2 separate regions of the Homo sapiens genome follow, and region 1 is linked to region 2. Evidence: read pairs that join two places in POLR2A ChIA-PET (ENCODE). Cell type or tissue: GM12878. All regions are shown on one strand. Links, peaks and the distances in the headings refer to the core of each region. The heading gives the core; the rest is flanking DNA.

Region 1 (16,980 bases), core at 3,891-11,890, 66 kb after region 2:
ACTGTAAGCACCGTAAAAGCAGAGATTGTGCTTTTTCATCCTCATGTTCCCCGAGCCTAGCCCAGTGCCTGGCACGTAATAGCTTGTCATTAAATATTTGTTGAATGAATCTGTGAATGAACAAGAGTCATGCAGTTGGAAAAGTGTTAGAAGCTGTATGTATTATAAAGGAAAGAAATGCCCTTGGTGGCTTCCAGGGTGTTTTTTTTTTTTTTTTTGGTCTAAAGAGGAGATCTAGAGAGTGTTATACAATCTCTTTGAATATAAGATTACTCGTTTGGATTTTTAAAATAATATAGATCTTCATAAATAATTGCAAAGATATAAACAAGCTTTGTGATTTCTCAAATGCTATGAAGTCCAAAATAAATATTTGCACTATTAGTATTTCCATAGTAAATGCTATGAGAAAATGTACAGCAATAAATTTTGAAGCTTTAAAACTGTTTGTGTAAGTCATCTTCAATGACTTAATCCATGAAGGACATCTCTGGATCATGTTTCTCGGGCACAGGGGACATCAGACTGGGGGGTGGGGTCCCAAAGTTCACAGGTAGGGCAGGGAACACCAGTCAGTTACAACCCAATTAGCTAGCAGTAGCTGTGGGATTTGGACTTGGAGCAGCAGGCTGTCAAAATGCATGACTCGAAGGATCTGGAGTAGGCTTTAAAATTTTAATTTGCATGCTGGTTTTCTCTATAAGGGCACATGCAAATTTTATGTGAAAATAGTTACTTTTATCAATTATTTGACTTTTAATGATGGGAAAACAAAAAGTGTTTTATTTCCTCACATTTATATAGCATTTAATAATTTATGGAACACTTTCACCTCCATTAATGTTATCTTTGAATTTTAATCTACATGTAAGCCATGTAATATGTACATATTCTTCTTCTCCTCATTTATGAGTTAAGGAATCTAAGACCCAGATAAGTTAAATGACTTATCCTAGCCAATAAGATTCAGAGAGGGAAATTTGAATGTAAAGGTTTTCTGTCTCGAGAACGCCACACAACCTTCCAATGCTATTCTCCACTCGGGTCTTAAGCTGACAAAAAGCAACACAGTTTGGTTTAACAAGTACAGTATGACTGTGGCCTGAAAGCAGAGCGATTCTTCCTAGGAGATCTGGTCCTTTTGTGGGTGACTAGTCAAAGCTTTTCCAGTAAACCTCCCTGCTGAGAAATCTTTACTAGGATTATTTATCTTATAAAAGAGGTGAGAATAGGTAAAGCTTCTTAATCACAGAATGTTAGGAATTATTTTTATCCGACGGTTAGCGTTTTCTTTGTAGTACTTTCAGCTTTTTGCCTCATGAACTTGATCCTCTGAGAAGTCTGGCAGCAAGATGCAACTGGACCATAGGCCCTGGGGCAAGAGTCCCCAACCTTTTTGGCACCAGGGACTGGTTTCATGGAAGACAATTTTTCCAAAGAGCAGGGTGGGGTGGGGTGATGGTTCTGAGATGAAACTATTCCACCTCAGATCATCAGGCATTAGATTCCCATAAGGAGTGTGCAATCTAGATCCCTCGCATGTGCGAGTCACAGTAAAGTTTGTGCGCCAATGAGAATCTAATGACACAGCTGATCTGAGAGGAGGCGGAGCTCAGGCGGGAATGCCTGCTCACCTGCTCACCTCCTGCTGTGTGGCCCTGTTCCTAACAGGCTGAAGATCAGTACGAGCCTGCTGCCGCCCAGGGCTTGGGGCCCCTGATGTAGGGCATGTGTAAAACCATTCACTGGGAGTGGGACCTTTTAATATTTGTTTTTATCTAATGTTATTGTGATTCTAATTTTTGAGTGTTTTTTAATATACATATTAGTAGAACAGTACATGTATATTATTTGTAAGTAAATATCCATAAATTTGGGAATACGTTTTTGTCTCAGAAAGGATTTATTAGCAAAGGAGTTTTGAGACCACTGCTCCAGTGCAGGACTCCTCATCGGGGGTCCATATTCCCCTGGAGTCAAGGAGCCTGCCAGACTCTTGCCATTACATACACAATTTTATGACGATGTGCCTTTCTCCTGGGGTAGTATCAGTAGCTTCTGTAGAATTCTCAGTGGGGAATGTATATCCAAGAATGAACCACTGAGGGCTGGTCTAGTGATTTCACTCCACTCTTGAGGCAGAATGGCTGTCACATACAAATTCAGATCATCTACAGCTTGATTTGTTATTGTTGTTGTTGTTGCATTTGTTGGTAGCCTCCAAATGACTTTCCATTTTGATTTAATGAATTAATGCTAACAAAATACCTAATAGAGTGGCCTCCGTATGGTAATGTATTTCATAAATGGGAGCAACCGCTTCCCCCAAAAACAAACAAACAAAAAACGCTGGTAAATTGTTAGGTATTGGAATATGCTTCTTGGGGAGTTACCTTGATTTTCGCTGACTGGATAAATATTCCCTGGACTGAGAGAGAACCAAAGCAGGGAGTTAATTGTGTGTGTGTTGGGAGAGGTTGATAGCAAGCAAGAATATGCTTGTTGAACACAGCATGATTCATACGAAGGCCTTACACCCAACAGTAGCTAGTTGTGAGAAAACAGAAACATTTGGAAACTTGAGGGGACTGATACAAATAGCAACATGGTAGAATGTGCTACTGGGAATGAATGCCTTCTTTTAAACCTTTCTCTTCCTCTCTTCTGTCTCCTACAAGAGCCGAGTCACTTAGTATAATTTTACAAATGAGAAAACTATAACCTTCCAACTATGACTTTCATTTTAAGAAACTCATGTGGCTTTTTGGAACAAACAAGATTTTGGTTTTACAGAAGCTGCTGTGAGAAGAGGATGAATTAGTCACCTAACTCTGAAAACATTTAACACTGGGGGTGGAGGGCTGGGGGAAGGGTGAATGCATTATTACTCAGTGAGTCAGAAACACACTCAACTTTACTGGAACTTTGTATTCATTCAAGGAATGGTCACAATCTTTGTTGTTGTTGTTCTTCCTCTTCTTTTTTTAAAATGACATTCCATAGGCTCTATTGCCATTTTATTAAAGATCAGTAGAAAGGCAAGAGGAAATATGGGTGTGAATTAAAGAATGGAGATAATTCAAATTACTCAGGGAAATTTCTTTGTGATAGGGTGGGACTGAGGTCCCTGATTTTTTGCTGACTGTTAGTCGGGGTTTGTCCTCAATGTCTAGAGGCTGCCCACATTCCTTGGCTAATGGCTCCTTTCATCGTTTTTGTTTGTTTGTTTTTGTTTTTGTTTTTGTTTTTTTTTGAAAGCCTCGCTCTGTCATCCAGGTTGGAGGCTGGAGTGCAGTGGCTTGATCTTGGCTCACTGCAGCCTCTGCCTCCCGGGTTCCAGTGATTCTCCTGCCTCAGCCTCCTGGGTAGCTGGGATTACAGGCATGCGTACAACCATGCCTGGCTAATTTTTATATTTTTAGTAGAGATGGGGTTTCACTATGTTGGCCAGGCTGGTCTTGAACTACTGACCTCAGGTGACCCGCCCACCTCGGCCTCCCAAAGTGCTGGGATTACAGGCATGAGCCACCATGCCCAGCCAGCTGCCTTAATCTTTAAAGCCAGAAATCAGGTCAATTTGTCTTATTGCTCCAACTTCCCCTTCTGCCTCATGTCTTTCACTCCAGCCAGAGAAAGTTCTCTTCCTTCAAAAACTCATTTAATTAGATTAAGCTCACCCAGATAATCCAAGATAATCTTTCCATTTTGAGATCTGCAAACTTAATTGTATCTGCAGAATCACTTTAGCCATGTAACCTAACATGATTACAATTTCTAGACATTAGAGCATGGGTAATTTTTTGGAAAAGGGCCTTCTGCCTGCCACATACTGTTAGCTACAAGTAACAGATTATCAGTCTCAGATGGCTTAAACAATAAGGAAATGTACATTAAATGTATCTAAAAGACAATTCTAGGCTACTTTAGATTCTTAATGCAAACCACAGGGCTCTAGCTTTGCTTCTGTGTAGTCTTCTAATCATGGCCTCTCCTTCGTGAATTGACTTCAGCCTCAGCTCAGTAGCAAGATGCTTCCAGGTGTCCAGACATGACAATGGCAAGAAGGAGAAGATAGATGTCTTCCTGTGCCTGCTTTTTATTATTTATTTATTTATTTACTCTTTTAAATATATGATAGAGATAGGATCTCGCTATGTCGACCAGGTTGGTCTTGAACTCCTGATCTCAAGCAATTCTGTCTCAGCTTCCCAAAGTGCTGGGATTACAGGTATTAGCCACCACACCCAGCCATATGCCTGCTTTTTAGAAGGCCCCAAACACTTTCCCTTGTACCTCATTGGCTAGAATTGGTTAACACGCCCATTCCTAAACTAGTTGCTGAGAAAGGGGGTTGGAATTACCCCAGATGGCTTAGATTAATCATCATATGGGAGTGTTGGGGCTGCTAGGGGGTCAACCACAACACCTGCTTCAATCTTCTGTCTCAAACTGCCTGCTATTCTTTTGTGCTTTCCCCTACCTTTGTGCTTTCATTTTTACTGGTTTCTCTGTAGAATTAGCTTCTTTTTTTCTCACAATCAGTCCGGACCCTATATTTTCTTTTCTTTTTTTTTTCCAGATCCCATCTTTTACTTAAGCCAAAAAAAAAAAAAGCATCACATTTCTTTCCTAAAGCCTTGTCAAATGCATTCCTCCCTCCAATCTGTCCCTTCTCAGTAGCGTGACTCTGCCTGACACCTTGTATATGAGTACATATTGCCTGTTCCTCAAATGCTTCTCATATTACCTAAGTTATAAGTTCCTCTAAGACATGAATATGACTTCTTAAAAGAATGGATTTGGGCATGAGTTCATAAACTCATTCCCAAATGAGTTAAGTATCAAAGTTGGAGGACACAGTCTTCCACAAGACCACCCTCACTTCTGACACCACTGCAATCTCCTAAACTTGCACAACCACCCTCAAGTTTGATAATTTGCTAGAAGGACTCACAGGACTTGCTAAAAATTATTATGTTCATGGTTATGATTTGTTGTAGGGAAAGAATACATGTTAACATTAGCCAGAGAGATACACAGTCTGCAAGGGTTCCAAACTTAAAGCCCACATTGTCCTCCTCCCATTGAGTGAGGAGACATTACCCTCCTAGCATTGATGTGTGATATATACGGGGTATTGCCAACCAGGAAAACTCACCTAAGCTTTGGTGTTCAGAGTTTTTAACCAGGACTGTGCTTAAGACATGATTGATTGACTGCCCACACGATTTTACTCAGTCTCCAGGTCAACTGAATGCATAACACAAAATCCCCACCCTAACTCACATGGTTGATCTTTCTGGAGTGGTCAGATCCTACCCTGACACATGTGGCCCTACCCTAAAATCCAGTCTGACCAGGTCACACCCTAAAAAGAAGACACCTTTTATCAGATATGACCTAGAATATCCCCCAGACACTGAGGGGAAAGGCTAGTTCTTTATTTGGGCAAGGCCAGATTCTTTATTTCATACTTTGTGATAAGTATTTTGGTAGTAAACACTAATTTGGTTATTACTGTGGCCCTGAGAAAAGTTCCCTTGATAATTAAATTAATATTTAGCTATTCTAGAATTATCATATTTTAAGAGCAATTAGCATTTAATGCCATTCCACTAACGCTTTGTTTTTCAACTTTATTCTTTCTATGTAGGAATACTTTCTTGTAATCATCGCATAAAATAAGCAAGATAATTTCTCTGTTGTGCTTCTTCACAAATTAGATAAGATAATTAAGACATAATTGCTTTCTTTTTCCTTAATATGGAGCAAATAAATAGTTCAAGAATATACAACAAGGGCATAGACTGAGTAATCTTGCAAACACTTTACCTCCTGGAAAGCAAAGGCAATGATCTCCATTAAAATTCAGCAATAATACTTAGTTATTATAGCAATTACAAAGCCATAGGTCTTTCCTATCTCTAATATGTTTTAAACCTTTTTAAATACATTTTTTGTCTATACCATATTAGAACTATTTTGGTTCTAATCTTATGACTCTAATAAAAGAGATAAACCAACTCAGTGAGGCTATAGGACAAGAGACAAAGTCTTGACATATATTATTTCTATAATAAAGTCATCATTATCTGGGCAGTCCTGAGGTTCCAAAGTCGATATATCAAGGTGAAAAATATCTCTCTCTATCCACCCAGTCAAAATTACCCTAGAAAACTTTCTAAACCCCTATAAAGTACACCATATATAGTTTGGCATATTCAATTCTATAAAGTAATTCTTTTTTTTTTTCTTTTGAGACAGGATCTTGCTCTGTCAATCAGGCTAGAGTGTAGTGGCAAGATCTTGGCTCACTGCAGCCTTGGCTTCCCAGGCTCAAGTGATCCTCCCATCTCAGCCTCCCAAGTAGCTGGGACTACCAGCACATGCTACCATGCCCAGCTAATTTCTTTTTTTTTAAATAGAAATGAGGTCTCACTATGTTGCCCAAGCTCAAGCCATCCTCCTGCCTTGGCCTCCCAAGTGTTGGGATTATAGGCATAAGCCTCTGGGCCTGGCCAAAGTAGTTCTTAAAATTAGTCTAAAGCAGTGATTCTCAGTCTAAGACAGCTTTGCCTTAGACTGCCTAGGAAATACATGACAACAGTAAACCATTTTTGGTTGTCACAATGAGGGGAGAATAGTGCAGTAGTTATTGACATCAAGTGCATAAAGGCCAGGCATGCTGCTAAAAGTCCTGCAACGCACAGGACACACCCCGAAAATATCAATACTGCCAAAACCCGATTTAAGGAAATACCTATTTTTAAGGCTCTATGGAGAAGTCTGATCATTTCTTTTTGGCTTTCAGGTAACTGTCAATCTCCAGAAGTGAATGGAGGGTGGAGGGGAGGGTAGAGAATTCTAAAGTGTTCCCGCATGCCTGAAAAGCTACATACCATTTTATTTTTGTTTTTATGTTTCTGGTTGGGGTTCATTTATTCAACACATATATTAAGCACTTAATTTGTACAGTTGCTTTTTAAAAAACTAGGCATAATTCAGTGAACAAAGATGACAATCCTGGGCCTCAGTTCTCTTTTGGGAGTCAGACACTCACAGGTCATGTCCACAGAATGTTAAATGTGATGCCCTATCAGGGACCCCTCTAGGTATGGATGCATTTCCCCAAATTCTGACCTCAGGACCAAGTATACCATTTAAATAGATTCAGAAAAAGTATTTGACATAACTTACCATTCTTTTATGATAATAACTCTCAGTATATTCAGTGTAGAACAAATGTACCTCAACCCAATACAGACCATGCATGACAAATGCACAGGTAACATCATACTAAACAAAAACAAGTAAGGCTTTTTCTCTAAGAGCTATAACAAGACAGGGAAGGCCACTTTCATCACTTTTGTTCGACATAGTACTGGATGTCCAAATCTGAGCCTTTAGAGAACAAAATCAAAGTCATCCAGATTGTAAAGGAAACAGTTAAATAGTCCTTCTTTGCAGATGATGTAATTTTATATAATAAAAATCCTAAACACTCCACCAAAAAACTTCGAACTAATAAATTCTGCAAACTTTCAGGATACAAAATTAAAACACAAAAGTCAGTAGCATTTCTATACAGTAAGAACATATTCTCTGAAAAAGAAATCAAGAAACAATCACAACTACATAGCTATAAAATATATATTTAGAAATACATTTAACCAAGAAAGTGAAAGAGCTCTACATTAAAAGCCAAAGAATATTAAGGTAAGAAATTAAGTAAAGATTGGGCATGGTGGCTCACTCCTGTAATCTCAGCATTTTGGGAGACCAAGGCAGGAGAATCATTTGAGCCCAGAAGTTCAAGACTCGCCTGGGAAACATAGAGAGACCTCATCTCTACAAAATTTTAAAAGTTACGCAGACATGGTGGCATGCACCTGTGGTCCCAGCTATTCAGAAGGCTGAGTTGGGAGGATTACTTGAGCCCAGGCGGTTTAGGCTGCATGAGCCACGGTTGTGTCACTGAATGCCAGCCTGGGTGATAGAGCAAGACTCTGTCTGGAAAAAAAAAAAGTAAAAGACAAACAAAAAGAAAGATGTTCTTTATTAATAAATTGGTAGAATTAATATTGTTAAAATGTTTATGTTACCTAAAATGATCTACAGGTTTAATACAATCAGTGTCAAAATAACAATGACATTCTTCACATACAAAAGGAATCACCCAATTTATATGGTACCACAAAAAACACTGAATAGTCCAAATAATTGAGCAAAATAAAGTAAAGCTGAAGGCATCACAGTACTTCACTTTGAAATATACTACAAAGCTATAATAAGCAAAACTGCATGGTATTGGCATAAAAACAGACACATAGTACAATAGAGCAGAATAGAGAGCCCAGAAATAAATCCATGCATTTACAGCTAACTGATTTTAGACAAAGGTGACAAAAACACATAATAGTTAAAGTACAGTCTCTTCAGTAAATGGTGTTGGGAAAAAATGGATATCCACATGCAGAACGAAGAAATGAGACCCTCATCTCGTCTCATACCACATATAAAAAACAACTCAAGATGGATCAAACACTTAAATATAACATCTGAAACTACTGGAAGACAACATAAGGTAAAAGAAAATATGATATTGGTTTGGGCAATTACTTTTTGAATTTAACCTGAAAATGCCAGGAAACAGAAGTAAACACAGACAAATAAGATTATTTCAAACTGAAAAACTTCTGCACCGCACTAGATACAATCAATGGAATGATAACCTAGGAATGGGAAAAATATTTCCAAATTATGAATCTGACAAGGAATTAATATCTAAAATATTTAAGAATCTCAACCAACTATGTAACAAAAACAAATATGTATTAAAAATAAGGAAAAAGCTTAGGCATTTCTCAAAGGAAGACACACATATGACAAATAGATATATTAAAAATGTGAAACATTAATAATTATCCAGGAAAGGCAAATGAAAACCACTATGAGATATTAACTCACTCCTTTTAGAATGACTATTATTAAAAAGGCAAAAAATAACAAATGCTGGCAAAGATTTGGAGAAGGAGAATGCTTGCACACTGTTGGTGTGGATGTAAATCAGTACAGTCATTATAAACTTTCCCAGTTGTATTAGTCTATTTTCACACTGCTATAAAAGAACTGCCCAAGACTGGGAAATTTATAAAGAAAAGAGGTTTAATTGACTCAGAGTTCCGCATGGCTGAGGAGGCATCAGCAAACCTACAATCATGGCAGAAGGAGAAGCAGGCACGTCTTACATGGCAGCAGGTGAGAAAGCATGTGAAGGAGGAACTGTCAAACACTTAAACAACCAACAGATCTTGTGAGAACTCACTATCGCAAGAACAGCATGGGGGAAACCATCCCCATGATTCACTCACCTCCCACAAGGTCCCTCCCTTGACACCTGGGGATAGCAATTCAGATTACAATTCAAGATGAGATCTGGGTGGGGACACAGAGCCATACTATATCATGAGTCTTTCCTTAAGTGTAAATTATAATGACCACCACAGTTTCCATACCTTCTCAGTATTGGTATTTTTTTTTTAATGAATCTTTTGTGCATTGCTCTGGCTAAAGATCTTGGGTCAAATGAGAAGACATAGCTGAATGTTTGACTACTGTCTCATGTCTTGTCACATTCCAGGGCTCTATTCTTTGCTCTAGGCAGGTGATCAAACCTGGCTTAGAGACAGTGAGGCCAATGGAGAACAAGTTTCCATAGTTCTCTAACATCACATCCCTATACAAATTTTGCTGAGCAGGGTCGAGGAATTTCCACTTCTCCAGAGAGAATTCTATGGCCACATAATGTCAACAGCTTCATTTCCTGGCTTCCAGGGATCCTGGTGTTTGACTTAGGGATCTCCCAATACCTTCAGGTCACAGGGCCATATATGAGCAGAGAACATAGAGCAGTGAAGACAGGAACTGGAGCTCTGTCTGGAGTGAGAGACAATAGCCCCACCCCATTCTGGTTTAAAACGAAACTTGAGTTTATTTAAAAAAAAATATACATTAAAATTTAGCCTTTTTGATGTGCAGTTCTGAGTGTTGACAAATGAATAGAATCCACTGCCGTAATTACACAGAGCTATTTTATCACCTCCCCAAATTCCTTAGTGATACTCCTTCATAGTCAACACCTTCTTTACCCTGATCTGTTGTCAGCCACTGATTTGTTCTCTGTTTCTATAGTTTTGCCTTTTCCAGAATGTTGTATAAATGGAATTATGCAGTATGTAGACTTATGGGTCTGGCTTCTTTCACTTAACATAATACATTGAGAATAATTCACATATCAAGAGTTTATTATTTTATTGCCATAGATTTTTAAAATCCATTGTTATCCTTTCACCTGTTGAAGGATAATACTTCATTCTGTTCTAATAGCAAAGATTGATAACCTTGACACATTTTGAAATTTTTTTGTTGTTGGGAGAATCAAATACAAGAGAAGGCTTATATCCTGTACATAATGAAGTTCCAAATTCAATGTAGGTCAAAGGCACAAATGACGCAATTGCTCTGTTTTTAACCATTGTGTTTTTTGCTTCAGAGAACTGCATTCATTCACCTCAATATATGCTCAAGATTGTGCTGTATGCAATCATGAAAATGTAAAATACTCTACAGATGCAACACATATCCCAGCATAATAGTCAAAGCCTGGCAGGAAATTGATGCCACCCTCGAACAGATTAACTAAATGTTACTCAAGGAAGGAACTCAGTGAAGGGATTATTTTCATAGGTGTTGGCAGTGTTTGAATCAAATGCTTGTTAAACATTCAGAGACCAGCCACACCAAGAACCGAACAGGAAGCCAGAAGGCATGTGTGTAGAGCCCAGCTTTCTGGAACACAGGGCAAGTCAGAGAAAGATGGGTTGGGACAAGGGGCCACACTGAGTAACCTGCACACCCTGTTAGGCTCATCTTCTGTCCTTGTCTTTCCACTAATGTTGGTTTTGCTCTTGTTCTTGTCCCCAGTTCTTTCCCCTTTAGTTCTACAGAAATATAATCAATTCTTTAAGGCCCTTTCTTTATAAATTGCTTCACCCTTACTCCAGTCAACTTTGATCTTTTCTCACCTCTGCTGTTCATGACATCAGTTGTCTGTATCCCACATTCTGGCAGTTGGTTACGGTCATTTGGGGTTGTTATTCTATGCAGTCTTATTCCTAACCAATCCTATTGCTTTGTCTCATCTTCATAACCAGATTGTAGTGACTAAGCAATGTCTTTTATTTCCCACAGTTCTTGGCATAGAGGAGACCAGATATTTTTTGAATGAATGGCCAGTCTATATCACCAGAAAGCACTTATTGCTTACTTTAATAACTGTTAGATGGAACAAAGCTGGCATATTTGTTCTCACACTGCTATAAAGAACCACCTGACACTGGTAAGAGAAAAGAGGTTTAATTGATTCATGGTTCTGCAGGCCCTACAGGAAGCATGGATGCCAGACCTCAGGAAACTTACAATTATGGTGGAAGGGCAAAGAGGAAGCAAGCATATCTTCATCTGGTGGCAGGAGAGAGAGAGCATGAAGAGGGAAGTGGTAAACTCTTTTAAACAACAATATCTCATGAGAAATCACTCACTATCATGAGAACAGCCAGGGGAAAATTCACCCCTATGATCCAATTACCTCCTGCCAGGTCCCTTCCCCAACATTGGGAATTACAATTCAACATGAGGTTTGTGTGGGGACACAGAGCCAAATTCTATTATTCTGCCTCTGGCCCTTCCCAAATCTCATGTCCTTCTCACATTTCAAAACACAATCATGTCTTCCCAATAATATCCCAAAGTCTTAACTCATTCCAGCACTAACCCAAAAGTTCAGGTCCAAAGTCTCATTTGAGACAAATTTCTTTTGCCTAGGAGCCTGTAAAATAAGAAACAAGTTAGATACTTCCAAGATACAATGGGGATACAGGCATTTGGTAAATGCTCCCATTCCAAAGTGGAGAAATTGGCCAAAACAAAGGAGCTACAGGCCCAGTGCAAGTCTGAAACCCAGCAGGGGAGTCACTAAATCTTAAAGCTTTAAAATAATCTCCTTTGACTCAATGTGTCACATCCAGGGCACACTGATGCAATGGGTGGGCTCCCAAGGTCTGGGGAAGCTCTGCCTTTGTGACTCTGCAGGGTACAGCCCCTGTGGCTGCTTTCATGGGCTGGCATTGAATGCCTGTGGCTTTTCCAGGCACAGGGTGCAGGTTGTTGGTGGATCTACCATTTTAGGGTATGGAGGACAGTGGCCTTCTTCTCACAGCTCCATTAGGCAGTGTCCCAATGGAGACTCTGTGTGGGGGTTCATATACCATATTTCCCCTCTGCACTGCTCTAGTAGAGGTTCTCCATGAGGGTTCTGCCCCTGCAGCAGACTTCTGCCTGGACATCCAGGCATTTCCATACATACTCTGAAATCTAGGCAGAAGTTTTCAAACCTGAACTCTTGCCTTTTATGTACCTGCATGCCCAACACCACGTGGAAGCTACTGAGGCTTGAGGCTTGCACCCTCTGAAACAACAGCCCAAGCTGTACCTTGGCCTCTTTTAGCCATGGCTGGAGCTGGAGCAGCTGGGACACAGGGTGCCATGTCCAGGCCACAGATCAGCGGGGCCCTGGGCATGGCCCATGAAACAACTATTCCCTCCTAGGCCTCTGGGCCTGTGATAGGTGGGGCTGCCACAAAGGTCTCTGAAATTCCTTGGAGTCATTTTCCTCATTATCTTGGCTATTAACATTCGGCTCCTCTTTACTTATGCAAATTTCTCCAGCTGGCTTGAATTTCTCCCTGGAAAATGGGTTTTACTTTTCTTGCATATGGTCAGGCAGCAAATTTTCTGAAACTTTATGCTCTGCTTCCCTTTTAAACATAAGTTCCAGTTCCAGATAATCTCTTTGTTCACACATATGAGCATAGACTATCAGAAGCAGCCAGGTAACACCTTGAATGCTTTGCTGCTTAGAATATTCTTCTGCCAGAAATCCTAAATCATCTCTCTCAAGTTCAAAGTTCCACAGATCTGTATAGCAGGGGCACAATGTCACCAGTCTCTTTGCTAAAGCATACCAAGAGTGACTTTTACTTCAGTTCTCAATAAGTTTCTCATCTTCATCTGAGACCTCAACCTGAACTTCACTGTCCCTATCACTATGAGCATTTTGGTCACAACCATTCAACAAGTCTCTAGACAGTTCCAAACTTTCCCTTATCTTTCTGTCTTCTTATAAGCCCTCCAAACTGTTCCAATCTCTGCCCATTACCCAGTTCCAAAGTTGCTTCCACATTTTCAGGTATCTTTATAGCAACACCCTACTTTTCTGGTACCATTTTTTTGTATTAGTCCATTCTCACACTTCTGTAAAGAACTATTTGAGACTGGGTAATTTATAAAGAAAAGAGGTTTAATAGACTCACTGTTCTGCAGGCTGTACAGAAAGCATGGCTAGGAAGTCTCAGGAAGCTTACAATCATGGCTCAGAAGGGCAAAGGGGAAGCAAGCACATTTTCACATGGCAGCAGGAAACAGAGTGAGCAAACAGGGATGCGGTACACACTTTTAAACAACCAGATCTCATGAGAACTCACTGTCATGAGAACAGCAAGGGGGAAATCCACCCTTGTGATCCAATCACCTTCCACCAGGTCCCTCCCCCAACATTGGAGATTACAATTCAACATGAGATTTGGGTGGGGACACAGAACCAAACCATATCTACCAGTCACAATAAGACAAATAATGTATAATTCTACTTGCTTGAGAGATCTGGAATAGTTACATTCATAGAGAGAGAAAATAGAATGGTGATTGCCAGGGGCTTAGGGAAAGGGATATTAAGAAAGTTATATTTAATGAATACTAAGTTTCAGTTGGGGAAGATGAAAACATTCTCGAGATGAATGTTGGTGATGGTTGTACCACAATGTGAATGTACTTAATGCCACTGAACTGTACACTTAAAAATTGTTAAAACTGTGAATTCTATATTATGTATATTTTACCATATTATAAAAATAAAAATAAGATAGTTATGTTAGATAATGAGTTGGACATCATTTTTATCCTCTGGCCTAACCCAAGATAATACGGGGATGTGATTTGCCTGGTAATCACAATCTTTGTGGGGCTAAAGAGAAAAAGGAAACAATATAGTATAATGCTAATGATATTCTTACGGAACTATAACTTAATTCTGATATTTATTTCCACATTTCTGTAGTATTTTTGAGTGACCTTTTTCTTATCTTAGTGACTTTCATCCTTAGAGATCAGAATTTCTTTGGCTATCATACTATTAAACAAATGTGGATAGGAGGCTACACATCTGGCTGCAACATCTACCATACCACAAATCTGCAGGATAGATTCAGCAGATCTGGCCGGAAAAGGGTATGTTGCCTTTCTCATTTATCGTTTATCAGAGAAAACAGAATGGTGATTGCCAGGGGCTTAGGGAAAGGGATATTAAGAAAGTTAATGTTTAATGAGTACTAAGTTTCAGTTGGGGAAGATGAAAACATTCTTGAGATGAATGGTGGTGATGGTTGTATAACAATGTGAATCTACTTAATTCTATATTATGTATATTTTACCATATTATAAAAATAATATGGTAATATGACCCTCCTCAAGCTCTGAGAAAAGGCAGACTTTCCAGGTAGATCTTGGCTATGGTAGTCTAAATGTGGAACTTATAAGTCATAATAGCATCTTCCTTACTACATACATTTCAGTTTTAATTTCTTTCCTTTCTTGATGACAGACTAATTTCTGTGTTTTCTTGGAAAGTTGTGGGACAATTTTTGGTTAATTCCTGAAGAAGAAAAGGTGAAATCTGATTTCATCATCTGTAGTAATCCTAAATAATGAAAAATTGGCAGGCTGAACTAGTGAGCACAGGAAATAACTCTCAGTTTGATTCAGTGATGTGCTATCAAAAGATGCAACTACTTTTAGAACCCTGTGTGAAGAAACAGATGAGAAGGGGGAGAGATACAGGAGGCAAGAACCCAGAGTCACTCTTGTGATCAATTAGGGGGCCACATTGGAAAAGGGAGAGAATGTCCTGCAATGACTGCCCTTCCTGCCTGGGAAATTACATAGGTAAGATACATCCAGGATAAATACTACTTTCTTGTTTCTTACCACAATCCATTTTTGCTTCCATAGAAAATGTTAATCAGTCCTTACTGAATTGGTGAACTTCCAGAGCCTAGCTCATGAAATATAGTTGGCCCTGGAATAATGTGCACAGCCAAAAATCTGCACATAACTTTCAGCTTCCCCAAAACTCAACTACTAATAGCCTGCTGTTGACTGGAACCCTTGTCAATAACATAAACAGTCAATTAATGCATATGATGTATGTTAAATGTATTATATGCTGCATTCTTGTGATAAAGTAAGCTAGAGAAAAGAAAATGTTATTAAAATCATAAAGAAGAGAAAACATTTACTATTCAATAAGTGGAAGTGCATCATTATAAAGTCCTTCTTCCTCATTGTTTTCACATTGGGTAAGCTGAGGAGGAGGGGGAAAAGGAAGGGTTGCTCTTGCCATCTCAAGGGTGGTAGAGGCAGAAGAAAACCTGCATGTAAGTGGACCAGCACTGTTCAAACCCATGTTGTTCAAGGGTCAACTGTAATAACAATAACACCAGATATACATGATCTCAATTTAAACTCACAGTAACCCTACAAGAGAGAGATTACTATCCTAATTTTGCAGATGAGAGAACTGAGTCCTAGAGGACCTTCAGCAGGGCCACTCAGCTGGTGGGCCGCAGACAGAGCTTGAACCCCAGCAGTGTGGTGCCAGGGTCCACACAGGACACCATCTTCACCTCTCAATTCTGTCTGTGTGGGTCAGGTTAGTATATTTGCAGAAATAATGGCACTGGGGAACCACCACGATCCTAGAGCAAGACAGATTGTGTTAAAGGGAGAGAACAACCTTTTTGGCAACAATTATTGTAAAATCTCCAGAATTGAGAGAAGTAAAATAACCTCTATTAAGTGGTGAATGGAGAGTTTGAGAGCAGTAGGGGAACTGGGAATGAGGAAAGAATGAGAAAGGTGAGAAAATGTGGCTTATGATAGAAATACATACATATATATTCCTTATTCCCTATTTTAAAATGTATAGATGGGACCATACTCATATATACAGGAAATGATAAGGAAAAATGATGATTAAAAAAAAGCAAAAACAAAACCTTGCGTCAAAGATTGAAAGAAAATAAAGGAATAGTCTCATGGTGAGAGAAGCCACATTTAGATGTTAGAAAATATTGCTTCTTTAGCATTTTGCATCTTTGCTAGTCCCATGGTGAAAGCAGCCACATTTAGATATGTTAGAAAATATTGCTTCTTTAGCATTTTGCATCTTTGCTGTGTTTCTTTAATGCTTCACTTTTTCTAGCCTTTGGTTGGGGAGGCAGCCTCATTACCTTCATTTTTTTCCTAGCTGTCCAGATAGCTCAGGTTCAGATGGGCCAAGCAGAGTTAATGAACCAGGCAGGGTAAATGGGAAACTTTCTGTCCTCTTGGGAATAAGTCATCAATTTAATGTCTTTCCTGAATGCTACATTCTTTCTAAAAATAATATAAAAAATATGTGCAAACCAGTTTCTGAATTGTTTGTATTCAAGAAAATTTAAGATGAGCATTGCAAGCTCATTCATCAATGTCAGTGAAATACTTAAAATGAAATGTGTTCCGTGAAGCAGGCGTTAAAAAGTTACTGCTAAATTTCTAAAATAACTCTTCTGAGGTCCTATTCAAGTTTACCATACTCAGACATTTTGTCGTGATTTCTTTACAGAGCCGGTATGTAATAATTGCCCAGGCTACATCAAAGAGAACCATTTCTAGGATGGGGAACCATTTCTTTCCTCTTCTTTCCTTTTTCTTTCTTTCTTTCTTTCTTTCTTTCTTTCTTTCTTTCTTTCTTTCTTTCTTTCTTTC
Region 2 (8,000 bases), core at 1-8,000:
ATGTGTATACACACACACATATACCTACATACACACACTTGTAATTATGGAAAAGTTCAGACATAGGCAAAAATAGATGGAAAAGTATAATGAATCCCTATATAGTCATCCAGTTTCAACAGTTACCAGCTCCTGGCCAGTCTTGCTTTATCTGTATTCACCCCGTTCCCCCTAGTTATATTTTGAAATAATTCCCAAACATACTTAATTTCTGACAGTGTCGTAGCAGTGTCTAGTCCCCAATTCAACCAAAATAACCAGTATTTTTCTTTTTTCCTTTCTCAGAAAGCAAATGCCTTAAGGATGAGACTAGGTAGAATTCTACATAAATTCATTTTTTCGCATTTTAGTGGCATACCCTGGTTTTTAATTTTTTAAACAAATGATACAGAGCAGTGGTCCCCAACTTTTTCGGCACCAGGGACCGGTTTCATGGAAGACGGTTTTTCCATGGATCCCGAATGGTTTTGAGATGAAACTGATCCACCTCTGATCATCAGGCATTAGTTAGATTCTCATAAGGAGCATGCAACCTAGATCCCTCGCATGTACAGTTCACAGTAGGGTTCATGCTCCTATGAGAATCTAAAGCTGCCACTGATCTGACACGAGGCAGAGCTCAGGCTGTAATGCTCGTCTCCTGCTGTACCTCCCGGTTCTTAACGGGCCACGGTCAGTGGCCAGGGCTAGGGCTTAGGGATCCGTGAAATAGAGATAATACTATTAGCTATAGTAATTTACTCTAATAAATTTTTTCCTTATACTTTAAAAATAATCCCCCCCCCCGCCCCCATAATCCTTCCCCACCCATCCCCACTGCCAAGGAATTTTTTTTTTTTTGAGACAGGGTCTTGCTCTGTTGCCCAGGCTGGAGTGCAGTGATGTGGTCATGGCTCACTGCAGCTTCAACCTCCCAGGCTCAAGCAATCCTCTCACCTCAGCCTCCTGAGTAGCTGGGACTACAGGCACGTGCCACCATGCTCGGCTAATTTTTGTGTTTTTTTTGTAGAGACTGAGTTTCGCCTTTTTTGCCCAGGCTTGTCTTGAACTCATGGCTTAAGTGATCTGTCCGCCTCGGCTTCCCAAAGTACTGGAATTACAGGTGTGAGCCACTTTGCCCAACCAGCAAATTCTTTAATGCTCAAATTGACTTGCCCAGAGTCTTGATATTTTTTTTTTAAAGCTTTCCTATTTTGGGGGGAAATCTTCAGCTAGCATACTTAATGTTTAAACAAAATAGAGAAATTTTCATTCATACATACAAAAGTAGTGGGAACTACCCAGCTTAAACAATTTGTCAACACATAGTCAATCTTATTTCATCCCCATCCCAATTTACTACTCCTGACCCAACCTTCATTATTTGAAGGAAATCTGACGTCAAGTAAGTTCATTCATAAATAAGTATTCAATATGCTATTTGAGAAGATGTAACTTGTGAAAATTTCTACCAGTGCAGAACTCAGTGTTTCAAAGCTAGAATGAGGCCAACAGGCAGTTCATGATTATTTGCCTAACATAGGCAATAATTACTATATGGGTTCAGAGGAAAGAAAATTCCTATTACTGGGTTCTGTGAAGGCTTTGTGGAAGAGGTAGTATATAAGGTGGATTGGTATTTCTGGGCTCTTGGAGACTAGGGGTAGCATCATGCATTATGGACCAAGTAGAAGACATGGTGCTTGCAAAGAACTGTAGAAGCCATTTAGACTATTCAGAATAGAGTGATTAAACCAATATGGCTGGAGCAAAGGTCACTAGGTAAGAGTGGAAAGTAGGGTTGAAAGGTTAAGAGGAGGCCATAGGACCAACATAGTGAAACCCCGTCTCTACTAAAAATAGAAAAAAATTAGCTGGGTTTGGTGGCAGGCGCCTGTAATCCCAGCTACTTGGGAGGCTGAGGCAGGAGAATCGCTTGAAGGCAGGAGACGGAGGTTGCAGTGAGCTGAGATTGTGCCATTGCACTCCAGCCTGGGCTACAGTGCGAGACTCTGTCTCAAAAAAAAAAAAGGAGGCCATAGGAAAAAGGATCTAAAATGCAAGCCTAAGATGTTTGGCTTTTTTGCTTATGGGGTAAAAGTCCACTGAAAGCTGTTAAGCCAGAGCTGTTGTCAAAGTGGTGTTTTAGGAAGGGCTATGTGGATAGTGTAGAATGCAAAGAGACGAGCAAAGTTAGCTTATCATAGTGATTTAGACCTGAGGTGATGCAGACTTGATTTGGGCAGTGGCAATGGAAAGGAAGGCTGTGTTTAAAGGTGATCACTTAGGAAGTGATCAGACATGGGAGATATGAATAAAATAAGAGCAGATAAAATCTATCAGGGACAAGCTGTAGAGGAGTGCTGAGGATGGTGCATTGTAGGAAAGGCCTACATTTAAAGATTAAGGGGAAAGGAGTTAAGGAGGTACAGGGAGCTGACTTAGGTAGATTTTTCTCGTGCGTGCTTGCGTGTGTGCGTGTGTGTGTGTGTGTGTGTGTGTGTATAGCAATAATATACATTCTTTTAATTTGGCGGGTTTCTGATTGTTTTGTATCTAAGTACAAAACAATAATTCTAATTTCATGTTTTTAGTCTCAGATGAAGTTTGATTTCTGAAGAAAATTGTTATTTAAAGTTAGGGAAATGTTTCGTTGAATACTTACTGTTGTAAGTGAGAAGTAAGTGTTAACATTTAAAGAGATTTTAAAAAATAGAAAGTTGGCCGGGCGCGGTGGCTCACGTCTGTAATCCCAGCACTTTGGGAGGCCGAGGCGGGCGGATCACGAGGTCAGGAGATCGAGACCATCCCGGCTAAAACGGTGAAACCCCGTCTCTACTAAAAATACAAAAAATTAGCCGGGCGTAGTGGCGGGCGCCTGTAGTCCCAGCTACTTGGGAGGCTGAGGCAGGAGAATGGCGTGAACCCGGGAGGCGGAGCTTGCAGTGAGCCGAGATCCCGCCACTGCACTCCAGCCTGGGCGACAGAGCGAGACTCTGTCTCAAAAAAAAAAAAAAAAAAAAAAATAGAAAGTTGATGTTTCTTTTAGTCTCAAACATTTCCAGTGCTATAGCTTACAGAATTTTTAGTGTGGAGATTTTTATTATTCCCCATAAAGTATTTCCTGATACTGATGGGAAGTGATGTGCCTCTGAACATGCTGTTTAGCTATCTAGCTAGCCATCTGCCATCTGTGACACCCCTTGTCACTCACAGGCCATTTCATCTTACTCCAGTCTGGTGACTGCTACCCCCATCATGTTAGAAATTGATTTGAAAATAGACTTGTGTTTATTTAGAGCCCTGGCCTCATAATGGTTTGACTGAACATTATGATTATCCATGTTATCAAAGAAACAAGAAAAGGTATCTTCTGCTATATTAGAGCGGTGATTTCAGAGTACAGTTTCACATGCAGGCAGCAGGTCTTCTGGAGATGTAATTTTATGTCATAGACTGGCAGGGCATATTATAGTTGTCTAGCTCAGGTAATGGTAATTACAGGTAAGTTCACAGTGCGACAAAATATGAGTACCACTAAATTAAAGTGAGCGTAATCTGAGTATTTCTGGTTTCAATTACTTTTTTTTTGTTATTTTATTTTTATTTTTAAGTGATGAAATGTTCCTATGTGAACTGGAAAAATACAATTCATGTTTTGATTTTCATTTAATTAGTATGTTTCTTCAGGGCTTTTTTCAGAGTTTATTTAAATAGTGGGTAGAAGAAGTTAAAGGTGTGATCACAGTTGGTTCAGGAATGGCATATCTAGGGGGCAGTTGGTAGGGAATTTTTTTTTGTGGTTGAAAGTGAAATAGTATTTCATTACTGGGATTAGAAGTAATCATAATGGGCAGAGAGAACTGAAAATGACTAATATCCTTCACTCAGTCTTCTAGAGTTTTTGAACTTCCCTAAGTTACAAATTGATGCTTTTAAAATAAAAGCTTAGTCACTTTAAGTCTTGGTGTTTCTGAGACCAGGACCTACAGCAGCCATTATTGAGGGTAGACAGGTGATTAAACTTAATCACTTTGGGTAAGACTAGAACTTAGGTGACAGTCTTTTTGTTCATCTAGCATTTATTTCCTCAGTTTGCCTCTCCCAGGGTCAGTTTGCTACTGTACAGATGGTCTGTATCTCATCTCATGGGCAGAATTCCTACTTAATCATTCCCTTGGGCCTTGCCCTCCTCCATGTTTGCTTTCACCTCCTGAAGAGTAAAGTCTCTGGCCTAAAATCCCCTGGGGCAGCCAGGTTGACTTTCCTTAAAGCACCACAGACAGACTGTAGCAGTTACGGAGAAGAAAATGGCTTGTACTACTGTTTTCTGAAGGCAGCAGTATATATGATAGATACTTGTAGCTATCCAATACAGATGTTTCATAGAATTCCATCTGTAAAACAGGAAATGGTTATTCATTATGAATAAGAATTTACTGGTTACTAGTGAATATTCCAGCTTTCTTTTGGATATGCTAATAGTTAAAACTTCTACCTTTTTTCCTTCATTGCCAACTTAGTTTATTAGTAAAGGATGTCTAGCCTTTTTGTTTATAATAAATACCTTCCTTTTTTTTTTTTTTTTTTTTTTTGGAGATGGAGTCTCACTCTGTTGCCCAGGCTGGAGTGCAGTGGCACAATCTCAGCTCACTGCAACCTCCGCCTCCCAGGTTCAAGCAATTCTACTGCCTCAGCCTCCCCAAGTAGCAGGGATTACGGGCGCACGCCGCCACGCTGGGCTAATTTTTTTGTATTTTATTAGAGATGGGGTTTCACCGTGTTGCCCAGGCTGGTCTCAAACTCCTGAGCTCGGGCAATCCGCCCTCCTTGGCCTCCCAAAGTGCTGGGATTACAGGTGTGAGCCACCGTGCCTGGCCCCCCATTTCATTTTTAAAATTAATAAACAATAGAAATAATATGAAGCCGTGTTAAACTGCTGATGAACTGCTAATCTAGATGATAAACATAAGTGATCACATTTCGTGAGTATAGCCTTTTAATTGAGTTCAAATTATCTTGATTTGGGGGAGAGATCTAAAATGAACTGGTCTCTAATGAGTTTTGTTCTGTAGAGGAACATTGTGGTGAGGCTCTATTATGTTTTCAGCTGCAGTGGATAACTGACATTTCAACTTTAAGATAAGGAACTACTTATTGCAGGTTTAATTTGTGAAGTTTGTCAATTGATTCCCTCATAAATAGCTTCCTATTTGTCTCTAAGCCATAAGCTAAGAACAGTATGCTTATCTTTTTGGTAAGAGTTACTGCCTGAGTATTTCATCTTCTGGAAAATGAATTTGTTGAAATAAGGTGTCTACTCTAGAGCTGTTTTTTATTGCACAAAAGAGATCTATGTGAGAGACAGCTGATTGAGAATTGTCATTTTATTTTATTTTATTGAGACAGAGTTTTGCTCGTTGCCCAGGCTGGAGTGTAGTGGCGCCATCTCGGCTTGCCGCAACGTCTGTCTCCTGGGTTCAAGCGATTCTCCTGCCTCAGCCTCCCGAGTAGCTGGGGTTAGAGGCATGCGTCACAACGCCTGGCTAATTTTGTATTTTTAGTAGAGATGGGTTTTCTCCATGTTGGTCAGGCTGGTCGCAAACTCCCGAACTCAGGTGATCTGCCTGCCTTGGCCTCCCAAAGTGCTGGGATTACAGGCATGAGCCACCGTGCCTGGCCACAGAATTGTCATTTTTATTTTGTGGATTTTGTGTTTTCATTTTTTTGTGGTATGTTAACTAGTTTATCAGAATGTCGTTTACCAATAACTTGAGTATCTGATATCTGATAATAAGGACCATATGGCTATTGCAGCTTTTTGTTGTTGTTGTTGTTTTTTGTTGTTGTTTTTTGAGACAGACTCTCGATCTGTCGCCCAGGCTGGAGTGCAGTGGTGCGATCTCAGCTCACTGCAAGCTCCGCCTCCTGGGTTCATGTTATTCTCCTGCCTCAGCCTCCTGAGTAGCTGGGACTACAGGCGCCCGCCACCACGCCCGGCTAATTTTTTTGTATTTTTAGTAGAGACGGGGTTTCACCGTGTTAGCCAGGATGGTCTCGATCTTCTGACCTCGTGATCTGCCCGCCTCGGCCTCCCAAAGTGCTGGGATTACAGGCATGAACCACTGCGCCTGGCTATTGCAGCATTTTATAAGTGACATAATGGCAGAGTAATGTTACTAATTTTTCATATTAATTTAGGTCATTAGTAATACTTTATTTCTTATGTGGTAAAACACATTAATCATGAAAATATTTTCTAGCTTAGTTTTAAAAATTCTTTGCCATATAACTTTTAAATAAACAATAATATTTATCCCATTGTGTCTGCAAATGAAAACTACATCCTTTAGTATTGAACTGATAACGTTTTTTGCTCTCAGAAAGTTACCTTGTTCAGTGCTAGCCTATAATGGTGTTTGAAGTTTAAGAGTGGCATTGTTGTTTGACTCAGCAAGGAAATATATAGGAAATATTGTAATGAAAATAGAATTTCGAGTGGTAGTAGATTATTTCTGACTTGAATTGAAGAATCCCAGAAGACTTCCTAGTTGAGGTGGAGGATATTTTAGCTGGGCTTGGAGGATTTAATAGCTTTTTGATAGGCAGGATGTTGCTGTGCTCCTCCTTCCATCTGGAAAGACATGACTGGAAGATTCAAAGGTATATGGCATATTTTGGTGATTTAGAGTTTGGAATGTAGGCTACCAAAGCTGGTGGGAAAAGAGTCTGGGAAAAATTATATAACAGATATAAAGCTTTCGATGACTTATTAAGGAGGTGAAGCTTTTTTGTCAACATTGAGGAGCTTGAACATTTAGAACTTGGTACTGGATGTGTGGCTGAGACATGGGGGCGCTGAAAGATTGTGATGTGGCCTTCTAGCTTGGAGAATAAAGCACTAAGTGGACAGCAGCGCCACTGACACAGGTGCGGAATATAGAAGATCAGGTTTTGGGGTGGAACTCTGGTGGGCAGAGATGGTTCAAGTTTCGGACAATATTGCGAGTGACTTGCTATTTTATTTTGTGATACCGAGTATTCTGGAAGTCTAGGTTAGAGTTGGAGTTGAGCTTTGCTTGTGTAGAATCCTGTACTCTTTCCTCTGGTTTTTTCTTGTATTGTTCTTGTTGTTACTGGTTGTTATTTTCATCTGCCTGCTGAACTCTATACCTTGAATTGTGTTTCACGAATACTTAAGTCATGTGGTTGTGGAAAAAGAATGTTGATAGCATCTTCAGTTATCTTGAAGTGTGGTGGGACAGAATACCAAAGAGTTTGTGACAAGTCCGGGGTGTATTGCTGTGTATTTGACCCAGATAGAAGTTTTCTTGTTCCAAGAGAATATTTATTGCTTGGTTTTTCAGCCTTTTTCCTTTTATCTTCCTATGAGTTATTTTTCTTTTATTGTGGTCACTTGGTGCAAGGTTAAGTTCTAAATGTGACACATTGGCTTCTTTGAGAAGTATTCTACAATTCTCACAATTTTCTTGTGACATATCACACTGACTTTGTTCTAGCACATTTATTTAGTTCAGAAAATTTATTAGGTAACACTTTGGGGCATTATTCCTATAAAAACTTTCTTACAGATTAATGCCACACAGGAAAAAAATTTTTTAGGAAAGACTAGTCCTCCGTATAATTCTGGCACTTTTGTAACTTTCCAGCTTTGGCAGTATTACTTACAAGAAGTAAATTATTCTTCATATGCTTCCCTAAGGGAGGAGTTTGGCTAACAAAACTCAGGTCAGCATTGTACAAGCATGTTCACAAATATTTGCTCTAGTTTTCTCATTTCAGTAGTATTAGAGAGCATTTAAATATTGTCAAGATGTAAGAATTTTTTTATTGTGAGTGTTATGAGCCCAAATTGGTAGCTCAGATATCACATAGATTCCACATATTTGTGTGTGTGTGTGTGTGTGTGTGTGTATGTGTGTGTTTTAAACAAGGGTTGCTGACTTGAGAAGAATTTGTTCTCAAGTTTTTTCTGATTATTGCTGGCGTAGTTGTATATG

Evidence for each region. ChIA-PET counts read pairs that join two places held together with the same protein. Peaks named below come from ENCODE experiments on the same cell type or tissue, not always from the same donor. Only the 100,000 strongest peaks of a DNase experiment are listed, where the experiment ranks them.
Region 1: POLR2A ChIA-PET joins it to region 2 with 10 read pairs; 3 of 35 experiments call an interaction of 5 or more read pairs at or near these places.

What each region holds. Positions count from the first base shown.
Region 1 is chr18:54,135,069-54,152,048 of GRCh38, reverse strand. MBD2 (methyl-CpG binding domain protein 2) reads left to right here. Exons shown (of 7, transcript NM_003927.5): 7 at 1-443. Among named protein-coding and RNA genes, the nearest start is that of SNORA37, 79 kb to the left of the region's middle. In GM12878, for the core only: no CTCF peak of the experiment used is centred there; a DNase peak (open chromatin) is centred at 4,358; H3K27ac peaks cover 1,635 bases.
Region 2 is chr18:54,205,872-54,213,871 of GRCh38, reverse strand. All of the region lies in intron 1 of MBD2 (methyl-CpG binding domain protein 2), which reads left to right. Among named protein-coding and RNA genes, the nearest start is that of SNORA37, 13 kb to the left of the region's middle. RefSeq lists enhancers at 3,676-4,015, 4,106-4,155 and a silencer at 5,026-5,226. In GM12878, for the core only: no CTCF peak of the experiment used is centred there; a DNase peak (open chromatin) is centred at 3,971; H3K4me3 peaks cover 2,744 bases; H3K27ac peaks cover 5,308 bases.